Regions from separate parts of the Homo sapiens genome. Here region 2 is linked to region 1. The links are chromatin contacts, found by Hi-C or POLR2A ChIA-PET in ENCODE. All regions are on one chromosome and are shown on one strand. Each heading gives the region's core, a stretch centred on a gene start or an enhancer-like site at or near the end of the contact. The rest is flanking DNA. Distances are from core to core; before and after follow the strand shown. Region 1 overlaps GALNT10 (polypeptide N-acetylgalactosaminyltransferase 10). Region 2 holds the start of LINC01861 (long intergenic non-protein coding RNA 1861).

Region 1 (7,137 bases), core at 3,876-6,375:
GGGGTGAGGGGCTGTCTTCAACAGGCCTGCTTCCAGGTGCTCAAACAGGTGTCTCTTTCCCTCTCTTGGGACTGCCCTGCTGGGTGCTCGCTGCATTCACGGACAGGCCCTCCCTTACTGTGTGGTGCAGAGGTGATCACTGGCAGCTGCAGTGTGTTGTCCACTTTGTTCTTCCCCCCAGAGAAAGTGTGTGGCCATCACATCAAGCACCAGCATGTGTGGCGACCATTAAATATATACCCCATTACCCTGCCCTACACCAGCTCCAGAGCCCAGGAGGTTGGGTGCTCCAGCTGGCCATCCTGGGTCACAGGCCCCAGGTGGAGCAGTTGGAAGGACAGTCCCCAATAGGGAGAAGGTGCACTGGACAGGCAAAAACAACAGATGCCCATTGCAGGGAGATTAGACCAGGGACATAATCCTGTGAATAATTAATATTTCACTTCTGGTAAAAGGCAATGAAGCAAGATGCTGTGTGTAGGTATAAAAGGGTGAGAAGCCCCTGAGGAGGTGGCTCTTAAGGGGACCTGAAGGATGAGTATGAGGTAGCCAGGCAGAGGGAGGAGTCTATGAGGGGAGTCAATGGGTGTGGTGAGCAAGAAGTGAGTGGAATGAGGTGAGGGTGGAGGGCTGCACGGGGCTCTTGGTCAGGCCAGAGGACATTCTGAAGTGATGGGCGTGGCCTGCACTGGGATGCTCTCAAAGGACCCAGGAGTGAAGCAGCTTCATCTGAGCAGATGTCTGTCTTCCTGAGGGTAGTTCACATTCAGAGTCGGCCACCAGGGCATCCTGTGCTGGGCAGGGAAGCCATGGAGTAAACCCACTGACCAAACCCTCCAGACATCCCAGGAATCTGAGGGCATCCTGGATGCCTCAAGCCTCCCGACATATCAGGGTCACCCTGGTCCCTCAGGAACCTTCAGGCTGATGGCCAGCATGATTGGGGCCAAAGAAACCAGAGGTCACAGCAAAGAGAAGGATTTGGAAATTTATCATCCACCTGCATAAAGTTAGGTGCCTCTGCCAAGCAGAGCTGGACACAGAGCCTCATTAGCTAATGCAAGTTTAATATGAAGACAAGGAAGCTGGATGCCGACCTGATCAACTGCCCGGGAGACGTTCAGAAATAGAGCAGGGTAAGGTGTCCCACCTGCTCAGGGCCACTGCACCACCTGAAAGGCAGAGGGCAGCCCAGCAGCGACCTGGGCAATACCCGCCAGGCAAAAGCATCACTTCCACATCAATCACTTTGTATAAAGGAAGAGTTATTGTTATGGGATGCTGGCGCCTGATCAATATCTCCTGCTTTGAAAATAAACTTCTTGGTTTGGCCTTGACATTAATCTACCATCAGGAGCCCATTATCTCGAGACCAATGTTCTGTTCTATTGACTGGCTGGATTTTTTTTTCTCCCCCAAGATCAGAATATAATTGCATTTCTCCAGGCAGCACTTCCAATAATTGCAGCCCTGTGCACATCCCCTCTCGGGAGGGCCAGAGTACATCAGGGCTGGGGATGGAGACAGCAGGAAGTAGTGGGGGACAAAGGACCTTTTAGGAGCCAGGTGGAAGAGCAAGCCCTTCTAGAGCCCCTGAATTAATCAAGATGTGAAGCCCAATCCCCACGACCTCATCGAGCAGTTCCAACTGAAAAGAGCACTTTTGCACAGAATCTGGTTTGCAGATGTCCCCATTCCTGCCCCCCATTCCACAAATGAGAGACTATGGTAGCGAGATTCATAATAATGTCCTGAATCCAGCTGTGTCCCCCCATCGCCTCAGCACCCCTCACCCAGGGTCAGGACGGTCTCATATCAGGACGACTGCAAGAGCCTCCCGGGCCTACTCTCCCTGAGGCCTGCCCCATCAGGCTGTTCTCCACCCCACTGGCAGAGTCATCTTTGTAAGATGTAAGTGGATTGTGTGTCTCCCTCACTGAAGACCTTCTGTGAAGACTCCTTGTTCTGCCCCGTGAGGGCCCTGCGGGAGCCCTGCCCGCGTCTCTGGCCTCCCCTCCCATCCCTCTTCCCCTTTCTCCCTCTGCTCCTGCCCTGGCTTTCTTTTTGATTATGCCAAGCTTGGCCCTGCCCTGGTGCCTTTGCACTTGCTCTTCTCCCACCCGTTCCCTTGCCTTTACTTTCACCTTCTTGGTTCCACCTCAAACATCCCTTCCGAAGTGAGGCTTTCCCTGACTGGGGAGCATAAAGTAGCATCTCTCACATCCCATACACCCCTACAACGAATCTATGCAATGGCCCTGCTCTGCCATCGCCACCTGAAACCATCTCCCATGTTAGTTACCTATGCCAGGAAAAATTACCCCCAGAATCCATCTTAACACAATACACAGTTATGATGGCAGCGCTTCCCTAGGCCAGGGATTTGGGAGTGGCTTGGTTTGATAGCTCCACCTTGGGTCTCGCATAGGAGAATAGTCAGGCCATGAGCCAGGGCCGCAGTCATCTGCAGGCTTGACTGTGACCACGACCTCTGCTTCTTGGTGGCTCACTGACCTGGCTGGCAAATTAGTGCTGTGGGCAGGAGGCCTCAGCTCTCACCGCATGGACCTCTCCACAGCATGGCTGGGGTGTCCTCAAACATGGCAGCTGGCTCCTCCAAAGCCAGCGGTCCCACAGAGAAAGGTGGAAGCCACGGCATCTTTATGACCGTCATTTCTGCAGTATCCTGTGGGTTACACAGGTCAGTCCTCATGTGACTCACTGGGAGGCATCTACACAGGGGCACAAATACGAGGAGGCAGGGATTGTGAGGCCACTTCGGAGGCTGGGGCCTCGGCTGACTGATTCACTGCTGTGTCCTGAGTATGCACCAGATCTTGTGCTAAACCCTTTTACACACAATATCTCATCTTCCAGTCCTGCCTCCTCTATTTCTTTACAGGAAACTGAGTCTCAGAGAAGTTAAGTACCTTAATCAAAGTCATAAAGTGGGTAAGTGGCTGAGCCAGGATTCAAACCCAGGCCTGCCAAGGAGGGTCTGTGTAGGCCAAAGTCATCAAGTGGGTAAGTGGCTGAGCCAGGATTCAAACCCAGGCCTCCCAAGGAGGGTCTATGTAGGCTGGGCCCCTCAGTGGGTATGAGTCAGTATTGGCTGTACATGTTCACATTCCCAAGTTGCTATCAGACCAGTGGGCAAACTCAGGAGCTCTCTGTGATGTCAAATACTCCTCCCTGGGAGAGGGAGGCAAAGAGAACCATCAGATCCCACACTGCGGCAAGACCCAGCTGCACAGCCTAGCAAGCCAGACTCAGAGAAGGCAGGGCAGGGAGGCTGACGGAACTGCTCAGGGAGACCCAGCGAGAGGCTCATAGATCCAGGAGGAAAATAAATATGTGACAGTAAATCTACGGAACCTGTGTGCCACCTTGACTACTTATGCTGTGGCTGATGTCACTTTGTGATCACCATGGTCTTTCCCACTGATCCCCCGATGCCACCCTAGAATTCTCAACACAGCACTCCATAGTGGATTAGAGCTCAGATTCTGAAGTCAGCTAAAACAGGGTTTAAATTTTGGCTCCACCACTTACTCTGTGACCTGAGTCACATTTCTTAGCTTCTCTGAGCCTCCATTTCAGCATCTGTAAAATGTTACTACCTACTTTATAGGTTTTCTGATGAGGCTTAAGTGTGGTTGTGCATGTGACCATCTTAGCATAGTGTGTGGCAATGGTAAGCACTCAGTGCTGTCAGCTGTTTTTACCGCTGTTATTATATTACTGTGTTTTCCCATGTCATTAGGTCTGTGATCCAGGCTTCAGCAGACAATCCAGGCTGATGCTTTTGCTGAGTGCACTAAGGGATGCTGGCCTGGCGGGATGGTGAACTGGAAGCAGAAACGTCATCCTCTCTCTTCCTTCTTGCCATGCAGGTGTGGATGTGTGGGGGCCGCATGGAGGACATCCCCTGCTCCAGGGTGGGCCATATCTACAGGAAGTATGTGCCCTACAAGGTCCCGGCCGGAGTCAGCCTGGCCCGGGTAAGGTGGTGGCTTTCCTTGGCGGGTAGAAGGGGTTGGCCTAGGACCATCAGCTGCACTGAGGCACCCTGGGGCCCTAGACTGTGTTATGTGATCTCTGGGTTTGAGGATGTGCCTCCCATTCTCCAGGTGAAATCTGATTTAAAAGAACTCCCTTAAATCCCTACTTAACCATTCATTGCTATGTGACCTGGGGAGGGTTGCTTAAGTCCTCTGAACCTGTGTTTCCTCCTTTGTTTAAAGAGAGCTAATTCTTTCCAACTCCCAGCATTGCCAGGAGAATTAAGGAGGTGATACTGTTTCCCAGAGTGTGACAGAGGAGACGATCTTAGGCAGCAAACACAGGAATGTTTTCTTGTTCATGTGTTTAAGTTAATGTGGATTCTAAATTAATGTGTATTCGTGTAGCTAACCTGTAATTTCACAGATATTATTACTTAGCATACAGCTAAAGTAGGTGCAAAGTTAGACCAGAGGTGATGTAAAAAAACATGTTAGATAAATATTAATACAGGTGGTGTGGTGTGGTGTGTTTGGGAAAGCTTGCGTACTAAATTTCTGGAGGGGAAGTGGGCTTCATAAATGTCAGTGTCTTTCTCTTCTCCTCACCCCCTGTCTACTCTTACTGCCAAAACCTCTGCATGTCAAACTGTTTCATTGCCTTAAAATGGTTTCTATCAATCATTGCTTCAATTAAATTGGCCACTGGCTGCAAATGGAAATCTGTCAGCCAGAGTTTGTTTTTGGTTTGGATATTAAATGTATTCGGAAAAAAATAAATAAATCCAGGTGACCACAAAAGAAAAATGAAGAGGAGGGAGGGTCCCCAGAGGATAGAAAGAGCCTTGCGGGGAAGCTGGAAAGGACCCCCGCACAGCTTTCCCTCCGGGGAGCCTGTGAGCCCCGCCCCGGCCAGGAGACCCCGGTGCTGGCCGGGTTGGCATTAGACCGCACTGCCTCCTGTCCAGGGCGCTGCCTCCTCCTCCACTTGACAACCTTGACGTGTAGAATTGCAGCCCCCGGGACCTAGAAGAGCGTTGTCCTGTGACTTACAAGGAAAGCCGAGAGGCTCAAAGAGGCCGCGCGTCTCCCTGAGAGCCATCAGTGGGTGGGAGCTGAGCTCCGGGAAGTGTCAGGGGCCGCGTGGAGGGAAAGGAGAGCCGGCAGTGCCCTCCAGTGGTAGCAGAGCCTAACGACGCCCTCACCAGCCATCCGCGCTGCCCACAGCCCCATCCGACACGGGCGGGGGGTAGGTTCTAGGTTCAGTCCCTTGAAGCAGGAATCGCGTTCTTCTGAAAGGCCATTTGGCGATCCCTGAGGAGGGAGCCAGGCAGGAAAAGCGCACGCTCTCTCGGTACGCCCAAGACTGAGACTCTTCCGGCTACAAGGGACCATGGGGACACTCCAACTCCAGACCAGGAGCAACCCTAAAGCATTCTTTTCCTCTGCAGAGCTGTTGTTGATAAGGCTCACCTAAAAATAAAAATAGCCGGGCGCAGTGGTGTGTGCCTGTAGTCCCAACTACTCAGGAAGCTGAGGTGGGAAGATCACTTGGGCCAGGGAGGTCGAGGCTGCAGTGAGCTGTGTGTGCCACTGCACTCCAGCCTGGGTGACAAAACGAGACCATGTCTCAAAGAAAGTTTGTTGTTGTTGTTGTTGCTGTTGTTTTTTTTTTTAAAAGGCCCACCTGATAAAGAGACATTACCGCCTCCTGCTTGTTATAGAACCATTATTATAGATTAATTCAGTGGATAAGAGCTAACTGTAGTAATACTTATAAAAATTCCCTTCGAGCCAGGCATGCAAAGCATTTTACTTATCTCACTTAATTCTCACTTGTTTTTAACCCCATTTTAGGGATGGGGAACATGAAACGTGATGTTGGCGATGGAAACATTAAGTAACTAGTGCCAGAATTCAAACCTGTGTAGGTCTGACAGGTACCTGGCACATAGCAATTGTTCCTTAAACAGTGACTGCTGTTATTAGTGTTAGCATCAATATTAACAATAAAGACTGGAACATGTATTTAAAAGTCTTATCTAAATTCTGTGTTTAGGCATTTTAACGTATTTCTCTTTTACCTATCTGTACTGAAGCATCGTCCTGTGTTTGGCTTTAAGCCACTTAACAATCTGAGTGGTGCCTCATGGCTTCTTCCCCAGGGACTCTGTGATCCATCAGGTCTGATTATGTGTGGGTTCGCAGAACCACAGAGATGCCTGAATCAGGTGCGGCCTTTTATTATGGTGACTAACAACCCTCAATTACTTGCAGACCACATTTAAAATATTTGTTCAGTGGGCCGGGCGTGGTGGCTCATGCCTGTAATCCCAGCAGTTTGGGAGGCCAAGGCGGGCGGATCACCTGAGGTCAGGAGTTCAAGACCAGCCTGGTCAACATGGCAAAACCCCATCTCTACTAAAAATACAAAAATTAGCCAGGCGTGGTGGTGTGCGCCTGTAATACCAGCTACTAGGGAGGCTGAGGCAGGAGAATGGCTTGAACCCGGGAGGCGGAAGTTGCAGTGAGCCGAGACTGAGCCACTGTACTCCAGCCTGAGCGACAGAGCAAGACTCCATCTTGGGGGGAAAAAAAGTGCTCAATGTTTTAATAACCACATCCTAAGCCTTCTAGAGCATTGTCCCCTAGATGATCATTTTGATAGATTTGAGAGTTGTCCTAATAGCTCCGAGAGAGCCAGATAGAGAGAGAAACTGAGATTGTACGGACTCCGGAAGGACAAACAGCCAGACAGCCTTGAGGTAGAAGCAGTTCAGGAAGGATGAGCTGTCCACCAGCTTGCCTGCCTCAGGAACAAGTAGCCAGTCTTACATTGTTTACTAAACTTGCTGAAATCTTTCTTATCTTTGCCTCTGGAAAAAGGATCTTAGGGAAGGCAATAACAGAAACTACTCAAACTTGGTGAAACAAAAATGGAGACTTACTCCAAGGATCCAGGCAAATCTCTGTAATCCAAGCACAAGAAGTACAGTTGGGCCTCAGACGGGACTGGGACTCGGAAGTAGGAAGGTGTTGAGAGTAGAGGTATGAGGAGCCCGAAGCCCACTGAAATCCCAAGGTCCTTTTTATGTCTCTAACAAGGGGAGATGTGAGAGAAATAAGTGTAAAGTCA
Region 2 (7,272 bases), core at 4,620-7,119, 510 kb before region 1:
AACAGAAAGAAATAAAAAAGAAAATATGGTATATACACACCATGGAATACTATTCGGCCATACAGAAGAATGAATTAATATCCTTTGCAGCAATCTGGAGCTAGCGGCTATTATTCTAAGTGAATAACTCAGGAATGGAAAATCAAATACCGCACGTTTTCACTTATAAGTGAGAGCTAAGCTATGGGTACACAAAGGCAAACAGAGTGGTATAATGGACACTGGAGTCTCAGAAGCCAGGATTTGGAAAGTGGGTGAGGGATAAAAACTACATAGTGGGTACAAGGTACGCTACTCAGGTGATGGGTGCACTAAAATCTTAGGCTTCACCATCATACAATTCATCCATGAAACCAAAAACCACTTGTACCCTTAAAGCTTTTGAAATGTTTAAAAAGAAAAAGAAGGGAAAAGTAAGCTTGTGGTGTGTGAGCCCACAGGAGGCCGCAGAGGACAGGGCCAGGAGCCAAGAGCAATTGCAGCAAATCCAGACTAGAACCAGGTCTTTGAGAGCATTTTCCACCCTCCACTACCCAATAGCATATAGTCCATCTTCTATCCCTCCTCACAAAATTATGAAAGTGGTAAGACCCAAATCTACATTACAAAAGAGGCCAGAGCTTTGGCCCTCTCTGCCCCATCTCTGTAGTGCTTCTGTTCCTGAACAGGACCTTACCAGCCTTTCCCTTCTTCTCCCCCAGGCCCACCTTGTTGACTGAAACCACCCCAGATCCCACAACAGCCTAGACCCCTCCGTCGGCCCAGCCACCCCAGCACAAACAGCATGAGAGTTGCTGCTGTGTCTCTGCTACCACTATGCCAGGCTGCCTTTCTGTTTTCCCTGGGCCTGATTATCTTAAGCTACCTCTGGGGCCCCACCCGGCTGGGCCCAGTGTTATCTCCTATGCACAGTCATCGTCTTGCTAAAAGGCAATCAGAGGAGCTGACTTTAATAAATGTTAACACCCTCAATGTGAAGTCTGGCAATTAAAACTCCTCTCCAGGACCTCTGAAACAGGCCTGTGGAAAATCCCCCATCTTAATAAGCTCCAATCATCAGAGGACGCTGAGAGAAAGCAGGGATAAGGAGAAGTCACTGAAATTTTCAAAGGGGAGGGAAGCAACCAGGAAAGGCACCTTCCTCCATTTCTCATCCCTCCCTCTGAGGATCCCACTCCAGGCCAATTTCATCCAACAGGCCTGAGAAGCAAACAGAGGCTGATCAGGAAGGCCTTAAGGGTCATCTTGTTCAGTGGTGTTTAGATTTTTGGTGCATTAGACTCACCTGGAGGGCCCCTTAAAACACAGATTGCCAGGGTTTAGTTTCTGATTCAGTGGGTCTGGGGTAGGGCCTGAGAATTTGCATGTCTAGCAAGTACTCAAGTGCTGCTGCCACTAATGGTCCAGGGACCACAGTTTGAGAACCACTGATCTAGCTCAATATCATCATATTACAGATGGTGAAACTAGGCCCAGAGAGATAGGAACTTGCTCAAGATCTCATATCTAGTTAGTGCACCCCATTTGAAAGGATCAAAGCAAATCTCTTGAGAGCAATTCCCAATTGTATGTTTTAAATTTTTTTCTCCATAGAATTTTAAACATTGGGTTTATTAACAGTCATCACCACGGTCATCATTATCCTGAAATGAGATCTTTGAAATCAAAGGAAGAAATAGTTGGTAGTTAGCATGCCAAGTAACAGGACAGCCTGCCTCATCAATACACAGGAAGCCAAATTGGAAAAGAGTTCTCCTAAGTGAGTTCTTTGACAAGATTTCCTTTCTTTCTCCTTCCTTTAGATCAGATTAGAGGCAGGTTAGATTAGATTTAGGTCCAGATTGGATTTCAGGGCCCTTAGACATCACTTAGTCCCCTGATCACCCAAACAAAAAAACATGCCATCATATTATTCTTATCACTTATCAGTGTCTGGAATTCATACTTACTTGTGTTCTTGCTTCCCACAATCTCCTCCACTAAAACCTATGTTCATGAGAGCATGGACATTCTCAGGGCCTGGCATTTACAAGCTTTTAATAATTATTTGTTGATTAATTAACTGAGAACCATATTAGCTAGGAAAGGATTCATTAATCTGATGAATTTATTGACATTTGGCAGGGATTTGAGTCCTGAGGCCATAGTCCGAGAAAGATGTGATCAGGTAGAAGGCAGGAAAGTTACCCTGGCACCAAGATCCCAAGAAGCAGCAGAAAAAAATGTTGCCACAATGGAAAAGAGATTCTAAGGGCCAATCCCAGCCACTGTCCCTTACCCCCGCAACACACACACAAGCTCTCACACATATTTTCACACATGCCCCACACTCTGCCTCCCAAGAAAAACAGCTTAGCAGCTGAGCTATCCAAATCACACCATAAAGATCCCAGACAGGGGAAAAGATCATCCACTATAATTACCATGTAGGAGCTTTCATATGGCACCCTGCTAAAAGCAGGGAAGCAAGACGGATCAGAACAGACAGCTTATTAAATTATCCAGTGCATCAACTCAATGAACACTTCCAAATGGTTTTCTTTTCCTCTTTTTTTCTATCCATGAGTTTTTAATGTTTGCTCTCCTTTCTCCACTGTTTAGGATTCCCGTTAGGTGTTCAGATCACTGCTTTCCTTCTGCCGGCTGCTGTCTCTTATCATCCACCTTCCTGAATCATTCACATAGAGTGGGAGATACAGCATGTCATGTTGCAGACTGGACCCAGCTTTTGAAGTTAGAAGACCCACGTTTGATCGTGGTTCTTCTGTGTGATCCTGGGCATGCTATGAATTTGCCTGAGCTGTGGATTCCTCAAAGGTAACATAAGGGTGATAGCACAACTCAGTTTGGGGCAGAGATTAGAGGGGATGACATATAGCAGCCCACTTTCCAAACTGCCAAAAGAGGAACAGGTGTGAGCTGCCAGGACCATGTCAGGATGGATTTTTGGCCTTTGTCTAAGGCACAAAATCATTTGGCAAGTGCTAGGAAGAGGTCCTCTGCCTCCAGATAGTGCTACAGAAATGCACTACACAAGAGCTTTCAATTTGATTAACAAATATCCACCTTGAAAATGCAAATAGACAGGTGAAAAAAATGCATCTGTCTACCTTCCAGTCATCCTCATTTTAGTGTGAATCTGATTAAAAGCATTCCTTTCCATGAAAGGGCTAGATGAGCCCTGCCTGGATGAAAGAATGAATCATCTGGTAGAGTTTGGGCAATCAGGAAGGAAATGTTCAAGCCTGGGAATACTACGAAAGTGAGTTTGTTAGAATCCGGGTGGCTATAAAGAGAAGTTAAATTCTCTAAGCCCCAGTTTCCTCATCTGTAAAATGAGGGTAATAGTACCTACCTAGAGTCATTATTAGAATTAAATAAGGTAAAGTATGAACCACTTAGTGTGAGCATAGCACAAAAAAGAACTTAGTGAAACTTAACTACCACTACAGTTACTAAGAGTGGTATCATTATTATAATAACATTTATTTTTATTACTACTTCTACTAGCTGTCAATAAGCAGCATATGGCCCTCTGAACCTTGCTTGGAAAGATGCCCATCTTTCAAAGCCTCTTTTGTATCATTAATCTATTGCTGTTTAATAAAGCACCTCAAACTTGATGGCCTAAAACAACCATCATTTATTTTGCTCATGAATCTGTAATTTAGGCAGGACCTAGGGGAATGGCTTACTTCTGCTATATATGGCATCAGCTGGGGTAGTTCATCTGAAGACTAGAGGATCTAGTTTCAAGATCACTCACTTACACTGCTTAAAAAAAATGGTGCTACCTCTTGGCTGGGAACTCAGCCAGGGATATTGGTTTCAGTTCCTCTTAATCAGTTGTTTGGGCTTCTAAACAGCATGGTGACTGAGTTGCAAGAGGGAGCTTCTCAATAAAATAAAAGAACATGGCATTTTTATGACTTAGCCTCAGAAGTCACATTATGTCCCTTCCTCTGTACTCTGTCTGTCCAGGCAATCACAAAGATGCACCCATGTTCAAGGGGAGGGGACACAGACCCTACCTCTTCATGTAGGAGTGTTAAGATTGTAGAAAAAACATGTGGGATGGAAAATATTTTTGCAGCCTTCTTTAGAAAATATAATCTGCCATACCTCTCAGGAAAGTCTTCCTGAATTCTTCACCCTCACCAGTTACATGACCTCCTTTGGTGTCCAACTTTCTTTTACCACTCACATTACCCTGAAATGTTCAGCACTGTCTTTCTGTTTTTCCAATATCCAAAATAAATGGCATGGAGATGGTGGCAGAAAAAGGAAATAGAGATGCTTTACAATTTGATCTTGCTATCACTGTTTGGACACAGACAGCTCTGGAATATAATTTTATTCATTTAGAACTTTTCAACCTCTCAATTTCCTCATCTATGAAACAAGGAATAATAGTGATGACACCTCAATGAATTTTTTGAGAAAATCATATTAAGCACATCTAACTTCATGAAGCACGTAACTTACATTAGTAAACCTGGCTTTTAAGAGTTAGCACAAAAATATTAGCTATTATGATACCACTAAGTTGGAATTTGCGACAATTCATACAGAAAATAGATTTTTCTTACCCTAAGAATGTCCTGTGTTGTAACTAGTGAAAATTAAAGGTGGAGAAAATGTCAGGGAATGAAGCAGAGAGGAAAGATATCTTAAATATTTATGGCACGGCTCTTTTAAGCCTTTCACATGGAGGAGGTGGGGCTTGTACGGCATCCTCTAAGCTGAGTCCATTTTGGAGAGGTAGTGGAAGTGGGGAAGAGCATGAATGAGTAGAGAAAACTGGGCCAGTGTGAAGGGTCTGAAGGAGTCGCATCAAGCAGAGAGTGCCCTGTCTCGCCCAGCCAGACGACACAAAGCAGAAGATGGCATTTCAGATGCCCTCCAGCTCAGCAAGTCTCTACTCCTCCATTCGCAGAGGTTCTTTGTCACAAAGAGAACCTCCTAAGCCACAAAAGGAACTTAATGGAAAGATGCTGGAATGTTCAAGAAAGGAGGTGGGCTGGCTCCAGGGGTCTAGGCAGCAGGGAAGGCTGTGTGGGCCTTCTTACCAGAACATTGCCATGGAATGGGATTTGGCTCCAGAGACCACTATGATCAGAGTCTTTCCACTCCAAGTTTCCAATTCCCAGTGTCTTACCCTGGGTTAATCAGCTATGGCAAGGGAAGCAGGATCCGACAGTATGGGAGTGGCTGCTGTTAGCTCATCCGACATAAAGAGACAACTGTAGAGAAAGAAAACGAGGCAGAATTGACACAGAGAGGCAGCAGTGGGCAGGGAGCCCTTACATAGTGAAGGTCCTGGCCAGGTCCTCCTCCTCCCTCTCCATTGTCACAAAAACTGCCCTGCACTGGGTGGCGCAATGGAGTTCCAGAGAATTTAATAAGCAAAATGTGTTTATTATTCATCTATCACGTGCCAGACAGTGTGTTTAGCACTACAGATACAGAAATGAATGGACACTCCATTTCACAGCACAGGAGTACTTAGTGGTTAAGAGCCCCCAACTGGGAATGACAAAGATCAGGGTTCAAATTCCAGTTCTACCCCTTATGCATTGTGTAAATTTGGCCCTGTCTCCTCAAGCTACAGTGAAGACTGGCTAATAATTGTGCCTACCTTACAGGTCATTATAGTTCATCACAAGGATTTAACAAGAGAAGGTAGACAGTCCTCATGAGATGCCTTACACCTAGCGAGCACTGCATATACTTGGCTGTAACTCCGACTGTAACAAAAAAAAAAAAAGGACTTCCCTGCCAACTTTACCTGTCAGTGCTAGAAGAGACTGTATATTCTTATTCCAGGGTATAGGCAGATGTCCTGCCCAGTGGGATCCAGCCCCACAAACATCAGAATCACCTAGGAAACCAGTCAACAATGCAGCCCCCAGCCTTGCTCCCAGATTGTCTGATTCAGGACATCAGGAGAAAGGTCTGGAATCTACATTTAAAGCTTCCCCTCACAATCTAAGTGATTTTAATACATAATTATTATGAGTACCAGTGTTCTAGACTAGAAAATCCTCTTACTTGAAGGCAAGGAAACTGACAATGATGGAAAGAAAACAATTCGACTTAAGATCTCACAATGAGAATTACTGGGCAAATTAGTTTTCTATTGTTGTGTAACAAATTACCACAGACTTAGTGGCTTAAAACAGTACGGTAAAACTATTTTTTCCTAGTTTCTGTAGATCAGAAGTCTAGGCATAAGATGGCTGAGCCCTCTGCTGTTTGGTCCCAAAAGGCTTAAATTAAGGTGTTGGGCTGCCATCCTTTCTACAGCTCAAGGATCCCCTTTCAAGCTCTCATGGTTGTACGCAGAATTCCATTTCTTGGGGTTATAGGACTAAGGGCTCTGTTTCATGCTGGCTATCAGCCAGGGGTCACTCTTAACTCCTAGAGGCACTCTCCGGCCTTTCCATGTGGCCCCCTCCATCTCTAAAAGCCAGCAATGGAGAATCTTCTCACATTGAATCCTCCCCATGCTTTGAATCTCTCACTTTTCCCATCTTTAACCTCTAGTCTCAGATGTAAAGGGCCGATATGTAGTTAGGTGAGGCCCAACCATTTGATTAACTCAAAGTCAACCAGTTACTACCCTTTATAACAGCTACACAATTGCTGTATGCCATAACATAACCCTGGGAGTGACAGCCTGTGATAATCACAAGTTTTGCCTACATTCAAGGGAAGGAGGTTTTACAAGGGTGAGGGTCATGGGAGGTCATTTTAGAATTCTGCCTACTACACTGGGAATATAATCTAAAACTCAGACAAAACACAGCTTGTCAGTCATGCAGAAGTCACCACCCCTCACATTACAGCAATAGCTTCCTAACCTCTAAATCAACATTTGTACCTCCAAACCAAATAATACAAGAAAAGTTCATCGATGTAAAATGTAGCTTATAACTGTTATTTCAAGGCATTGTAAGCACATAGGTTGTCGATGTATTGAACAGGCACTTTCTTTGGTGTATCTCGGTGAAAAAATTGACAGTCGAGCTTACTCACCAACCCTTGCCTGTGTCCAACAAACACAACTGAAATGGAACTTAAACTGACCATCGTAACCAACCACTCACAAAATCAAGTGCTCAAACAGAAACAGATGGGAATGACAAAGGAACCTAACCTAGTACAGGTTGAGTTTATTTTGTCTGAAATGCTTAAGACCAGGAGCATTGCAAATTTTGGATTTTTTTAATTTTGAAATGTTCACATTATACTTACCAGTTTCCCTAATCT

What was found. Hi-C counts contacts between places; a loop is a spot of excess contacts on that map. ChIA-PET counts read pairs that join two places held with the same protein, here RNA polymerase II (POLR2A).
Region 2: a loop to region 1 is called in a map with no recorded cell type, with 2.4 times the contacts of the local background. The contact joins the promoter of LINC01861 here to the enhancer-like site in region 1. A Hi-C loop is called at or near these places in 1 of 37 single-sample maps with no recorded cell type. POLR2A ChIA-PET finds 5 or more read pairs at or near these places in 1 of 52 experiments (H1).

Annotation. Positions count from the first base shown.
Region 1 is chr5:154,400,211-154,407,347 of GRCh38, forward strand. It overlaps GALNT10 (polypeptide N-acetylgalactosaminyltransferase 10), which reads left to right. Exons shown (of 12, transcript NM_198321.4): 8 at 3,894-4,001. All of the region lies in intron 2 of SAP30L-AS1 (SAP30L and GALNT10 antisense RNA 1), which reads right to left. Among named protein-coding and RNA genes, the nearest start is that of SAP30L-AS1, 42 kb to the right of the region's middle. RefSeq lists a silencer at 5,134-5,183. Within about 2 kb of position 5,126, at least 3 of the 41 ENCODE cell types and tissues checked have a DNase peak (open chromatin) inside an H3K27ac peak, as active enhancers do.
Region 2 is chr5:153,893,118-153,900,389 of GRCh38, forward strand. LINC01861 (long intergenic non-protein coding RNA 1861) reads right to left here and starts at 5,870. Exons shown (of 4, transcript NR_146729.1): 1 at 5,789-5,870; 2 at 5,070-5,243; 3 at 2,424-2,668.